Linked DNA regions of Homo sapiens: region 2 is linked to region 1. The links are chromatin contacts, found by Hi-C or POLR2A ChIA-PET in ENCODE. All regions are on one chromosome and are shown on one strand. Each heading gives the region's core, a stretch centred on a gene start or an enhancer-like site at or near the end of the contact. The rest is flanking DNA. Distances are from core to core; before and after follow the strand shown.

Region 1 (6,852 bases), core at 3,369-5,868:
ACTTTTTAATGTGATTATTAATCACCATTATTTCTACTTATTCAAGCTGACTGTTCACATATTTTACTCTTTTTAAAGCATGCATTTTAAATAAATTGATAATAAATGTTTTTGTCAAATATTGCACGTCTTCTCCCCTACATTTATTGAATGCTTACTGCATGCTAGGCTCTGTGCTAAATACTTTACATACATTATTCCATTTAATCCTCACATTAATTTTGGGGAATGTGTTATTTTCATGTTCACACAAGGAAAATGGGTTCAGAGAGGTTAAGGAATTTGCCCAAATTTACAGTTAGTTTATTTTTATTTTTATTTTGAGACAGGGTATGTCTCTATCACCCAGGCTGGAGTGCAGTGGCACGATCCCAGCTCAGTGCAAACTCCGCCTCCTAGGTTCAAGCAATTCTAGTGCCTCAGCCTCCTGAGTGGATGGGACTGTAGGTGCCTGCCACCATACCCAGCTAATTTTTTGTAGAGGCAGGGTTTCACCATGTTGCCCAGGCCTGGTCTTGAATTCCTGAGCTCAAGTGATCTGCCCGCCTCAGCCTCCCAAAGTGCTGGGATTACAGCCACGAGCCACTGTGCCCGCTCCACAGTTTTAGAAGTGGCATTCAAACAGAGCTCAATCACAATAAAAGGCACATCACAAACTATGATAATCCCCCACCTCTTGGATTGTCTTTTATCTCTTAACTTTGTGGAGGGTTTTTGCTTTGATTTTGTTTGTTATGTTATAATGAAGTTTTAAATTGTTAATCATTCCATATGGTGTCTAGGTTTTCCGCCATGATTATAAAGCCCTTCCCTAGCCCCATGTGATACAATTTTCTTTCTTATAATACTTTTATATTTCATTTCTTTTTAAGTCTTTGGTATATCTGACAGCAATTTATGTATGATTCAGATGTATATTTTTTTCCCCAAAGGTCCCAACACCTTTACTGAATAATCTTTTTCCCATAATTTGAGATGACACCTTTATCATACACTTATATGCCCTGTATATTTGAGTCTATATCTGGACTCCCTTCTGGTATAAAGAAGTGCAGTTGACTTTTGTATAACGACCTTATACCTGTCCACCTTGTTAAACCCTCTTACTATTTCTAATATCATGTCTACAGATTCTGATTTTCTGTTAAAATGGTTAATAATTCTGTCTCTCTCTCTTTTTTTTTTTTTTTGACATGGAATTTTGCTCTTATTGCCCAGGCTGGAGTGCAGTGGTACAGTCTTGGCTCACTGCAACCTCTGCCTCCTGGGCTCAAGTGGTTCTCCTGCCTCAGCCTCCCAAGTAGCTGGGATTACAGGCGCCTGCCACTACACCTGGCTAATTTTTGTATTTTTAGTAGAGATGAGGTTTCACCATGTTGGCCAGTCTGGTCTTGAACTCCTGACCTCAGGTGACCCGCCTGTCTCAGCCTCCCAAAGTGCTAGGATCACAGGCGTGAGCCACCGCGCCTGGCCCTTAACATGGTTAATAATTCTCTGATAAAGATTGTTCTAGTCTTTTTCAATCCTTTCTCATCCTTTTGATTCAACTTATTTTTCTTATGTGCTATTGAAGTCCTTCAAGTCTATGTTGTTTTTTTTTATTTCTAAAAATAAAACCAAGAATACCAGAAAACCCTAAGGCTGAAGTAACTGAAAACCAAACTCAAAAATTGATCTGTAGGGTTATTCAGTTACTCTGTTGGTTAGTCACCAGGTCGTGTAAGTGCAAGTCCTAATCAGGAAAAACCAAGACTTTGTGAATTAGGATGGGGACACTCCAGAGGATTCGGAGACCTCCTTGACTCCATGGAGTACTCTGAACTCAATGCCTTGAGCCTCCTCTGCTTGTCAAAGCCTTTCCTTCCTCTTAATCCTCCCGAGGGTGTTTTCCTCCTGACACCAAATGTGTGATGTCCGTTCTAACACCAGCCATTTCTCCAGTTCTCTAGACATCAACCGGATGTCCAATAATTCAATTAAATTCTGATACTGTCTGCCTGCGTTAGCATCCACCCCTACAAGTTAAAGGCTCAGTCCCACAATACTTCCCTACTTCAGATGTCAGCTGTAAATGGGGTGCCCAGGTGATCCACATTTCTGCCCAGGTGACTACAAATTTGGGGGTTCCCATGGCCCCTTCCCCTCAGTTTCTATAATTTGCTAGAATGCCTCACAGAACTCAGCAAAGCCCTGAAGCACTGATTATTCTCATTTTATTATAAAAGATAACAGCTCAGGCCTGGCACGGTGGCTCACACCTATAGTCTCAGTAACTTGGGAGGTTGAGGTGGGAGTATTAGAGCAGGTAGTTAGACGTGAGCAGGGCAGAAGAGGGTCCTTCCACCACCAGGAATGTTAGGCAACCATCAGGTGATGGTCAGGTGGTTGTTAACTGTCTCTTTAAAATAATAATTGGTTGCAGCCAGTGCTAGGGAAAGGCAGTCTCCCAACAGATAGAAAACACCTGAAACTGGTGACTAGCAGCTTCCCAATATGATCTCAGGAGTTGGGTGAGTGGGCTCAAGCATGTGCACTCAAAGGCAAAATGGCAGAGTTTAACGGGTATATGACCTTCCTCTAGGAACATTCAACTTGTAGGAAAGAACGCCTCAATGTGCATTTGTTCAACTTCAGTAAACACACTGTGCATTGGCCCCCTCCTAAGTGCTGGCAGGCCACCGCACATGCAGAATACCAGCATATGAAACCCCAAGTCAGAGGTCAAACTGGGCACTTGAACTCCTCAAGACTCCTGCTTGGCTATCTTCCAAGTGTACCTTACATTCTTTGATTCCTGCTTTAAAACTTTTTAATAAACTTTCACGCCTGCTCTAAAACTTACCTCCATCTCTCTCTCTGCCTTATGCCCTTCAGTCGAACGAATTCTTTCTCCTAAGGAGGCAAGAATTGAGGTTGCTGCAGACTCGTGGATTTGCCACTGCTAACAGGAGGATTACTTGAGCCCAGGAGTTTGCGTCTCCAGTGAGCTATGATGTTATCACTGCACTCCAGCCTGGGCAACAGAGTAGGACCCTGTCTCAAAAAAAAAAAAAAAAAAAAAAAAAAAAAGATACTGCTGAGGAACTGCCAAATGGAAAAAATGCAGAAGAGAAGATATAGGGAGAGGGGCAGAGAGCTTTTACGCCCTCTGTGGGTGCACCAGCCCTCAGTACCTCCAAGTTTTCAACCCGGAAGCTCTCCAAACCCTGTTCTTTAGGAGTTTTTATGGAGGATTTGTTGTGTGGACTTGGATCGATTAAGTTATTGGCCATTGGTGATTAACTCAACTTTCCGTCCCAAGAGATTGGGAGTGGGGCTAGAAGTTCCAGCCTCTAAAGATGCCTAGGTCTTTTATCAATCCACCCTCATCCTGAGGCCATCCAGGCAACCCCAGGCACCAGTCAGCTCATTATCATACAGAAGATAATCTTATCACACGGGAGATTCCAAGGGTTTTAGAAGCCATGTACCTGGAACTGGCACAAAGACCAAATATGTTTTCTTGTGCTTTACCTCTCTTTTAAAAACATGTAACTCCTTGTTATGGGTTGAATTGTGTCCCCTGCTTCACGAATTTCATATGTTGGAGTCTTGACCCCCAGCACCTCAGAATTGTTGATGAAAAGAGTCAAACTCTGTAAAATATTTGAAGAGATTTATTCTGAGCCAAATATGAGTGACCAATGCCCATGACACAGCCCTCACGAGATCCTGAGAACATGTGCCCAGGGTGGTTGGGGAATAGCCTAGTTTTATACATTTTAGGGAGACATGAGACATCAATCAAATACATGTAAGATATACATTGATTTGGTCTGGAAAGGTGTCACAACTCAAAGATGGAGGGTGAGGGGCAGTTCCAGGTCATAGGTAGATTTTAAAATTTTCTGATAGGCAATTGGTTAAAAGAGTTATCAATAGAATGTCTGGGTTTCGATAGGGGTTGTGGAGACCAACTTTTAAATTATGCAAATGAAGCCTCCAGATAGCATGCCTCAGAGAGAATAGACTAAATGTTTCTTATTAGACATAAGTTCTGTGTTGATGTTAAATGCTGGTTGGCTCTTTCTGAATTCCATAAGTGGGGATGGTATAACGAGCCATGTCTGACCCCCCCATTTCCATCATGGCCTGAACCAGTTTTTCCGGTTAACTTTGGAATGCTCTGGCAGAGAGGAGGAGTCCATTCAGATGGCTGACGGATCTTAAGATTTTATTTTTGGTTTACAGAATATAGCCTTATTTAGGGATAAGGTCTGTAAAGAGGGAATCAAGTTAAAATGAGTTCATTATGTAACTGAGTACTCTCATTTTTCAGTTTATTTTTTAATTATTTTCTCCTCTCCCCTTTCCCCCGGCTTATGCCCCCAAAGCATGCCTGCCTCAGAACCTTCACCCTCTAGGAGGGGTTGCCTTGGAACTCCCACCCACCAGGAGGGCATGTCAAAAGCACGCCCACTTGGCCACTTTTATAACTTCTGCCCAGGAAGGCACCAACTCAGCTACCCAGTAGTTAAGGCACTGGGCCAGCAGGGGGACCCCTCGCCCTTGCTCACTCCTTCCCCGGCCTTGGATAAGTGCCTACTTTCTGCTCTGGGAGCAAAACGTCACATGTAAAGGCAGGACTAACGTTCACGACTCTTCCCCAAGCTAGCTTCGGAAGAAACCGCTTTCTTTATGCCAGACCTCGCTCTTGTTAATTGGACTACGCAGGCAGCAAGCAACTAACCCTCTGTTTGGTGACGGTTATGGATGGGCGCCCTAATCCGGTATGACTGCTGTGCTTATAGAAAGGAGAAACTGTCCAGGCGCGGTGGCTCACGTCTGCAATCCCAGCACTTTGGGAGGCACAGGCAGGCGGATCATGAGGTCAGGAGATAAGACCATCCTGGCCAACATGGTGAAACCCTGTCTCTACTAAAAATACAAAAATTAGCTGGGCGTGGTGGCGCGTGCCTGTAGTCCCAGCTACTCGGGATGCTGAGGCAGGAGAATCGCTTGAACCAGGGAGTCAGAGCTTGCAGTGAGCCAAAATCGCGCCACTGCACTCCAGCCCGGTGACAGAGCGAGACTCCGTCTGAAAAAAAAAAAAAAAAAGGAGAAACTTGTACATGGAGATATGCGTAAATGTACAGGGACACAGGAAGAAAATGGCTTTCTACAAGCCAAGGACAGAGGCCTGAAACGGATCCTTGCCTCACAGCCCCCAGAAAGAGCCCACCCTGCCCCAACACCTTGATCTTTGATTCCCAGCCTTCAGAACTGTGAAACAATACATTTCTGTTGTTTAAGCCACTTGGTTACGGCAGCTATAAGAAATTGATACACTTTTTTTTTTTTTTTTTTTTTTTGAGATGGAGTCTCACTCTGTCAGCCGGGCTCTGGAGTGCAGTGGCACGATCTCGTCTCACTGCAACCTCTGCCTCCCTGGTTCAAGCAATTCTCCTGCCTCAGCCTCCCGAGTAGCTGGGATTACAGGCGCCTGCCACTACCGCCAGCTAATTTTTTGTATTTTTAGTAGAGATGGGGTTTCACCATGTTGGCCAGGCTGGTCTTGAACTCCTGATCTTATGATTCGCCCTCCTTGGCCTCCCAAAGTGCTGGGATTGCAGGAGTGAGCCACTGCGCCTGGCCCTAATACACTTTTTTATATGAGGAAGTTACATTGTAAGAGCAAGTAAATATTCCTCTATACATCCCCAACCACTTCCACTGTATATAGACCAGTAGCTAGAGTTAAATCCCTGTATGCCCCAAGGGAAATTACAGATTTAACACAAGAGAAGGCTTACACATCAAAAGACTTGTAAGACTTTGATAATTTATGTCTTCTCTTCCCTGAGATAATTCTTCCAAAGCTTAGCATTCACTGGCTTTTGTTTATCATGCTCATGTCCACTGCCATTTTTTGATGTACTTAATTCATAGGTCCCTTGTTGGCTCTTTAGTCCTCATTATTCATTTGAAAGCTTCTGGACTACCATAAGGCTATCTATGAGATGTTGGTATAGCGCCCTGAACATCTCTCTTATCTTACTTAGTACACTTGTATGACTTTAACTTGTATTTTCCCCACTAGGCCCTGTTTTGTGTGAGGATTCCCAGTGTCTAGCACAATGCCTGGTACATACCATGTGTTTAATACCTAGTTCTTAAAGGAAGAAGGAAGAGAGGAAGAGGAAGGAAATTCTATCCAATAAATGCTATCTAGGAACAATGTGGATTTATCTTTCTCTTTAGTTACTTAGGAGCTACATTAGTATCCTTAGAACTTGTGCTGGAGAGATTAGTGTTGGCAGTTTATTATTTCGTTACCCTTCGAAACTGCATGGGTAATAACAGACTGTGGATAGTCTCACATGCTGTCTCCAAATACTTTCTCCCTAAAACTAGAGCATATCCTCTTAAACACTGGCCTTGTTCGCCACCACCATGGCCCAGAAGCAGGCCCAATAATCCTGGGGAGTGTTCCTGACTGGAACTCTGGGTCAGAAAGGATAAAGATGACTTAATCTCGCAATCCCACTTTCTACTCGGTTCTGATACTCTTGATGTACACATGTTCCTCTGCTAGGTGCTTTTCATTTTTTTGAGGGCCTTCAGTCTTCTGTTCAAGTGTGCATGGTGCTTCTAAGCCTTCTCACTTAGTTTTGAAATTAGCATTCTACTCAGAATAGATAAATGCTGCCAACTTGCAGTTCTTTTGCTTGGCCCAGATTCCCTTATAGTTTGCAGGTAATTTTCAGGGTCTTCAGTATGAGATTATTTTCATTTCCTAGTTTCAACACAGATGGTTTTCTCTTTACTTTTGGTTCATTTCCGTGCATTTTGGGGAAAGGAGATAGATAAATG
Region 2 (7,083 bases), core at 1,602-4,101, 610 kb after region 1:
TGTTGGCTGCTTTATTCAGACCCTCCCCCACTTTCCAGAGAAGCCAACTTCTTGAGGAGGAAAGAGAAGCACCAACTCCTGGTGCCACATCCAGGGACCCCAGGGCTGGTTGTGCGTGTGGCGTACACAGAGCAAGCGTGCTCTCCCTTCTCCTTCGCTCTCCAGCCTGAGGCTTGTCTGCCCTCCAGCTTGGGCCACCGCCACCCTGAGCAGCCTTTTCTGCCTCCCCTTCCTACCTCCCCTGCCTTGGGTTTCTAAACCCCTAACCGTGCACTGTCAGGGCACACTGGCTTCCCTGTGATGCTCCCAGCTAATGTCAACCCAGATCATTAATAAATCCACCTCGTCAGGTAATGAGACACCCGGGAGGGGTGTGGAAAGGTGTGAGTTCTTCAAGCCGATTGAAGTCCCCTCATCAGTGACCACAGGAATGGGCATGAATGGGGAATTTGAGAGCCGCATCATTTAGAGTGAGATGTGTCACATCTGGCAGCGTCCTGCTCAAATGCGGGGCTTGGGTGTTTGTTGCAGTATCTTGGCAGCCTAATAGGCTATTCTGTGGATGTTCTTTTTGGAAAAGAACTGTGAAAAAAAATGAGATGACCACATTTCCCTTTGCAGTATTCTAGCTCTAATACGTCTCTCTGTCCTGGTAACAGAGTGCTCTCTGAGGAATGTTGTTTGTTTTGAGGACAGGGAGTTTTTGTTTTTCATATGGGCCAGTTGCAGGCACATGTGTTTGTGGGCAGCCCTGGTCAGGAGTGGCTGGCACTGAGCATGGGCTGTGACTTCAGAGGACTTCCCCAAGGAGCCCAGACTTGTAAGGGAACTCAGACAATTAGCTCCAACAGTAGGGGACAAAGCTAATTTTTAGTAAACTTGTCAGTTGTGTGGTTCAGCTAAGGCACCTGTGTTTTACAACTTTCTGTTTGATCATGGTAAAATACACATACCATAAAATTTACCATCTTAACCTTTTTTTTTGTTTTTTGAGACAGAGTTCTGCTCTGTCGCCCAGGCTAGAGTGCAGTGGCACCATCTCTGCACACTGCAACCTCTGCCTCCCAGACTCAAGGACTTCTTGTGCCTCAGACTCCCAAGTAGTTGGAACTATAGCCATGGGCCACCGCACCCGGCTAATTTTTTTTGTATTTTTAGTAGAGACAGGATTTTGCTGTGTTGGCCAGGCTGGTCTCAAACTCCTGGCCTCAAGTGATCCACCCACCTTGGCCTCTCAAAGTGCTGGGATTACAGGCATGAGCCACCGTGCCCAGCCCATCTTAACCATTTAAGTGTATGGTTCAGTGGCATTAAGTTCATTCACCCTCTAGGGCACCCCTCACCACCATCCATCTCCAGAACTCTTTTCATCTTCCCAAACTGAAAGTGCACCCATTTAACAACAAATTCCCATTCTCCCTCCTCTCCCCAGCCCTTGGTAACCGCCGTTCTCCTTTCTGTCTCTATGGATTTCACTACACTAGTGCCTCATATAAATGGATTCATACAGCATTTGTTTTTCTGTGACTGGCTTATTCCACTGAGCATAATGTCCTCCATGTTCAGACATGTTGCAGCAGATATGAGAATCCCCTTCCTTTTTAAGGCGGGATCGTATTATATCGTATGGATAGGCCACATTTTGTTCACCCATTCACACTTAGGTTGCTTCCACATTCTCGCTATTGTGAATACTGCTGCTGTGAACACATGTGTGTGTTTTTGAGTTCCTGCTTTCAGTTCTTGAAGGACTATACCCAGAAGTAGAAATGCTGGATCATATGATTTGGGGGACTTTTAAAATCACTGTGTTCTTTGGAGGCTATCTGTGAGGTTCTGGCTTAACTTACCATAAGCATTAATGAATAAAAGTTTTTATTGACATTTTTAAAAATAGAAATAACAAGCAAAAAGAATGTGGTAATTATTTGGTAATTAAGGTTCAAGTTCAAACTAGGTAGTGTGATGATGAAACCAAAAGGCAGCTCTGTTCCGTGATTTATTTTCTTTGTATCATTATCTACCTCCATGTTTATTCTTGCCACCAGGAAAATGTGTTTTTTAAGTGATTTTCCCACTGATATGATTTAGAAGTATTTATAAAGTATTTACAGCATTCGTAATTTTTACTTATCTATACTTTTAAAGGATTAAGAAACATTCTTAGACAGAAATGCTTATTTAACATGAGTCTGAGATTAAAACCTATTTTTATAAAGCAGACGTATGATAGGAGATTGTTTACTTTAGAGAAGGAGCAACCACTTTGCAAAGATTCACTGTGAGATGTCTTTACAATTGCAGCCCTACAGGTGCATGAATATTTAATTCAATGTACTAAAAGTCAATTTATACAAAAATGTTTTCTCCTGCTTGTAGCAGTCTATAAGCATCTGCTATGATAATGAAGCACCTCATGCAATTTTGGCCTGGCACCGTTTTTGTTCTTCTCAAGTAATAGGGGTGTACATCATTACTGCGGACATCCGGGAGCTGGCACCGGTCTCAACCCAGCAGAAACCTGAGGGACTTTAGGGTACCAGAGGAAGCTGATGTTGCCACAGCCAGAAGAATCTTGTAAAAAGGCAGCTCTGATCATGTCACTTTACTCCATACCATAAATCCTTCAAAGGCTCTCATTGCTTTTAGAATAAAGGCTTTCTGTGGCTGGTCAGGCGCATAGTAGGACCTCAGGGGGCCCTCTCAGCCCCGTCGCCCGCCCCCACCTCACTTGCTCTGCCTGTTTTGCTGAGCTGGTATCAGTTCCTTGAAAACCTTGCAATCTGTGTCATCACTGGACTTTCGCCAGAACACTCTCCTGTGACTTTTTCTCAGGGTGAAGTTTGCTCATAAAGTCCTCAGATAAGGTTGGCGCCACTTTTTCTAGGGATTTTCTTCTGACCCCTCACATCAGAGTCAGAGGCCCCTCCTCCGTGTGCCTGTAGCACTCTCCACTGTCCTAGTCACAGAATCATAGCGCTCGTCACACTGACTCTGTGTTCAACATGGTTTGGTTTTATTTAACCACGGAGTAGATATAAAAATACTAATAAGATATATGTCAGCTATAAAGGATTCTACACCGTGCACGTTCATGTACTCACTACCCGGCTTTGGTGCCTTTCAGGCACCCTGGGTGTCCCTCCCCAGCCCCACCCTCAGAGAAAAAACCAGCCAGAATTTTGTGTTATTTGTTCCCTTTTCTTTATTATTTTACCTCATCTGTTAGTATGCATAAACAGTACATCATTTAGTTTTGCATTTTTAATAAGTCAAATCATACCGTGTGTGTTCCTCCATACGTTATCTTTCACTCAGCATTATTTCTGAGATGCCGCCTGTGTTGATCTTTATAGCTTTATCATTTGTTTGTTTCTCTGCTGTCTGAATATGCTGCTATCATTTGGGCTGTCATTGCTTTTATACATCTCTCTATTCCTTCTCTTTCCCTTACACCCCCATCTTCACCCTAACACACAATTTTAGTCTCCAAAAGGAGTTTATCTTGCTCGTTGTTATGTCTTAGGATCTGGCATAAGAAAATGTTTGTTAAATGAAGTGCATACCCTTTGGTCTGAGAGTCTGTCTGTAAACAATGAGTGAGTTTACCATTCCATCATTCCATCAGTAATCAGCAGCAATGCCCTTCTTTGGCAAGAGCTCTTTCCTCCCTACACCTTCCCTTGCTATAATACTAGACTAGGACTCAACAAACTTTTTCTGTAATGTCCCAGATGGCAAATATTTTAGGCTTTGCAGGCCATATGTTTTTTGCCACAGCTACTTAATCCTGCCACCATAACATAAAGCAGCCATAGATGATATGTAAACAAATGGGTGTTACAATAAAGCTTTATTAACAAAAGCAGGCAGTGGGCCAAATTTGTCCCACAGGCTATAGTTTGCCAACCTCTGTCGTAGATGACTCACCTGGTTGGAAGGAAGGACAATGTTGCTACTAGGTCAGAGATGGGAAACTTTGATCACAGAGCCCAGGGGGACTCGCCCAGTCTATTAATAGTACAGGCAAGGATAAAGCTGAGCTTGTGATACCTCATAAGGCCTTGAGGCAAAATAAAAGTTGAGGGAGAAAGGTAGCAATTTTCAGACTAGGGCGTAAGTGCATCTTAAGGGTCAGTATGTTATGCATTGTAAACTACGTTACAAAGCCACAACTAAAAATACTACCATGAGATTTGAATTTTAGGCTGGGACAGAGTTTAGCTATTCACCTCACTGTCCTTCATCTGACACTTTCTTCCCTGATTCATCTCCAGCATCTGAGGCTTGAGCCTGGCTGGCTGTGCATACTGAGGACTAAGAGTTGGTGGCTCAACCCTGTCACTCTGTCAAGCATGCAGAATAGATTCTCATGGAGAAAATATTGACTTATCTTTGTTGAACTGAGAGAGCAGAGCAGCATCCTTGAAGAGCTCTAAGTACAAGTGGAGGATCCACCTCCACTGAGTTATTCCCCTTATGTTAAAGTGGACCCCCTTGTCATCGTGACATCAGGGTAAGTGAGGCGGAACATTGCAGGGAAAGAGCATGGGCCTGGGGCAGACAGATGGGAATCTGGGTCACTCATAGTCTTCTCATTCTTTAAGCAGGGTGCATGCCTGTCTCACAAAATCATTGTGAGGGGTGTGTCTTGCTCATGGTGGCAGCAAATGAGTCTGAAAGGAGCGTGGCTGAGGGAGGCCAAGAGGATGCTGATAAGAAAAGGAACTAGGGACTTTACTGTGCACTGCCAGGCATTGTTCTAGCTCTTTTCTCCTGATTCCATTCTCACCATAAGCCTGTAAGAAATAAATTCCACTACTGTCCCCCTCGCACAGATGGTAAATGGAGCAGAGAGAAGGCAGGGCGCTGGGCCAGGCTTGCTTGGCTGGAAGGCTGTAGAGCTGGGATTGGGAGCACAGCGTGTCTGGCTGGAGAGTCCCCACTCTTCTCTGCGACATGGTTTATCACAGTGGCTGTGCTGATATTTTAAGCCTGGCTGTTGTTAATTTTTATTGGGGACTGGTCCTGAAACGCCTCACCACTGAGGCTACTCAGTCAGCCCCATTCTGCTGTCCTGTAGTTAGTTGATCCTGCCCAACCTATGGCAGAATAGACAAAAGGTGTCCTAGGGAAAGGTCCCCAAAAAGATCAGAGTATAAAGTTGAAGATGGCTGAGCCCCCACTGTACTACAGTGCTGTGGTTAATGGGCAGATGGACCTCACTAAGGCAGGCTTCTCTTCCTCACCTCCCCACAGAGAGGCCCCAGCAGGCTGGGGAGATGTGGTGTCCCCATGCCTGGCAGAGAGATAGCCACGGGAAGGGACTTCAGTTAGTCCTTTTGATGGTTCTCGGGCTCTGATGAAGGAGACACAGAAAGTGGCCTAGAGACATCAGCCATTCCCCTAAGGACACAAAGCACCCAGGACGTGGTGTCAGTGCCTTCACATACGAGGCATCTCTGAAGCAGTTTCAAAAAGTTGAAGAGATTTCAAAATGCCCATGAGGTTAGGCAGATTCCTGTGACTGGTCCTGACCAATGAGCTGCGAGTGGAAGTGACCTGTCACTTCTGGGCTGGAGCATTCAGTTACCTGTAAGAGACCTGCTAGGCCTCCTGGATGCCGGCCAGCAGCATTCACAATGGTAGCTGCTCCGTCAGCCTGCATCCCCACGTGACAATGACAAGCAGAGACCCACCAGCCCTCAATAGGCATGTATTGTGAATAAGAAATAAGCTGTTGGCATTTTCAGCCTCTGAGATTTTAAAAAGTTGTTACTTCAGTGCAACACAGCTTGTGGCTGATACACAAACTCACTGCAGTTTTCCCCGTCCTTGCTAATAGCTTGATTTTTTTTTTTAATAACTTAATGTGAGTTAGTACTAGCATGAAAGGATGTTAGTGTTGACTTTGGGTGTATAGAGTTTTGTAGAGAGTAAATAGGAAGTTCCAAAATAGAGTCCGGTTTCACAGGACTTTGTACATATTGATTTAAATCTACCGGAATGCCTAGTTTCATGATAATGTCAATAAATGTTTGATTCATTGGTCAGGCCATTGTTGGGCCACTCAGATGTATGGAAATACTATTAGCTGATGCATCCAAATTAGTTATTCCCTGGAATATTCTTCTTACCAATTCCTTATTATTGTGGTTTGAAATAGTTCAGCCTTATACTACTATCTTACTTAACTATGTCAAGATAGGTTAGTGGAGGGGTTATAGTCAAGGCTATCATGCCTGTTCACCCAGACCAATTCATTTCAGTTTGAAGCTTTCATCTAAATGTTTCTAAAGCCTGCTCACCTTGTTGAGTTTGGGTAAGCCACTCACCCCTATGGAGTCAGTGTTGTTCAGATATCAAGCGCTACTCTGGCTTAGAATTCATATTCTATTATTTATGTCTTTAACAGAGATTGTTTGGGATTTCTGTACTCTTCACCCTCTAGCCCCCTCATCCCTCATTATGTTCTCACATTTCCTCTCTTTATCTCTCCCACAGGCATGTGTACAGATGCACGCACGTGCACACACACACACACACACGCATCCACACTCCTTTCTCTCCAAAGATTTAAACTGATCCTGTTCTAAGATCCCTGATACTGGGGAAATGTGTGCACAATATTTATCATCCCTAATAAATGAAACCACAGGAACCCTTTGAAGCCCCTGCTGGGAGCTGAGGGCAGCTCGTTGAGTAGTCATCAGGCAATCTGAGCCCGTCCCAGCTGCATGACTTCTGTTTGAATTGCATAAGTTTCTACGTAAGCACATGCTGCAAAGGTTTAGGTTTTCAACTTGTGTTCAAGGTGATATGAAGCGAGGGTAGTCTTGGTGGGAGAATTTTAGTATTGGGGGAAAGGAACAAATGGCAGCATTTCAGTCCCCAAAATGTTTGTTTGCCTTTCTCTTTCACCTAAGCTAAACTATCCAAAACCACGTGGAAAACGCTGTCTATCCTTCTCTCTGCCCACCCTCGCACACCTCCCAAATCCCCTGTCTAAGCCCTGCAAGTGTAAAGCCTTGAATTTGCTGCATGGTGTTCGATAGTTCTGTGACAGCGTTCCATAGCAGGAGA

The links. Hi-C counts contacts between places; a loop is a spot of excess contacts on that map. ChIA-PET counts read pairs that join two places held with the same protein, here RNA polymerase II (POLR2A). Pooled maps may share reads with other maps.
Region 2: a loop to region 1 is called in a pooled map, with 2.6 times the contacts of the local background. The contact joins two enhancer-like sites. A Hi-C loop is called at or near these places in 1 of 50 pooled maps. POLR2A ChIA-PET finds 5 or more read pairs at or near these places in 3 of 52 experiments (Caco-2, GM12878 and activated T-cell).

Annotation. Positions count from the first base shown.
Region 1 is chr6:3,988,702-3,995,553 of GRCh38, reverse strand. No RefSeq gene overlaps it. Among named protein-coding and RNA genes, the nearest start is that of PRP4K, 29 kb to the left of the region's middle. RefSeq lists an enhancer at 4,308-4,807. Within about 2 kb of position 4,618, at least 24 of the 41 ENCODE cell types and tissues checked have a DNase peak (open chromatin) inside an H3K27ac peak, as active enhancers do.
Region 2 is chr6:3,379,424-3,386,506 of GRCh38, reverse strand. The region is part of intron 3 of SLC22A23 (solute carrier family 22 member 23); the gene reads left to right. Among named protein-coding and RNA genes, the nearest start is that of SLC22A23, 74 kb to the left of the region's middle. Within about 2 kb of position 2,851, at least 9 of the 41 ENCODE cell types and tissues checked have a DNase peak (open chromatin) inside an H3K27ac peak, as active enhancers do.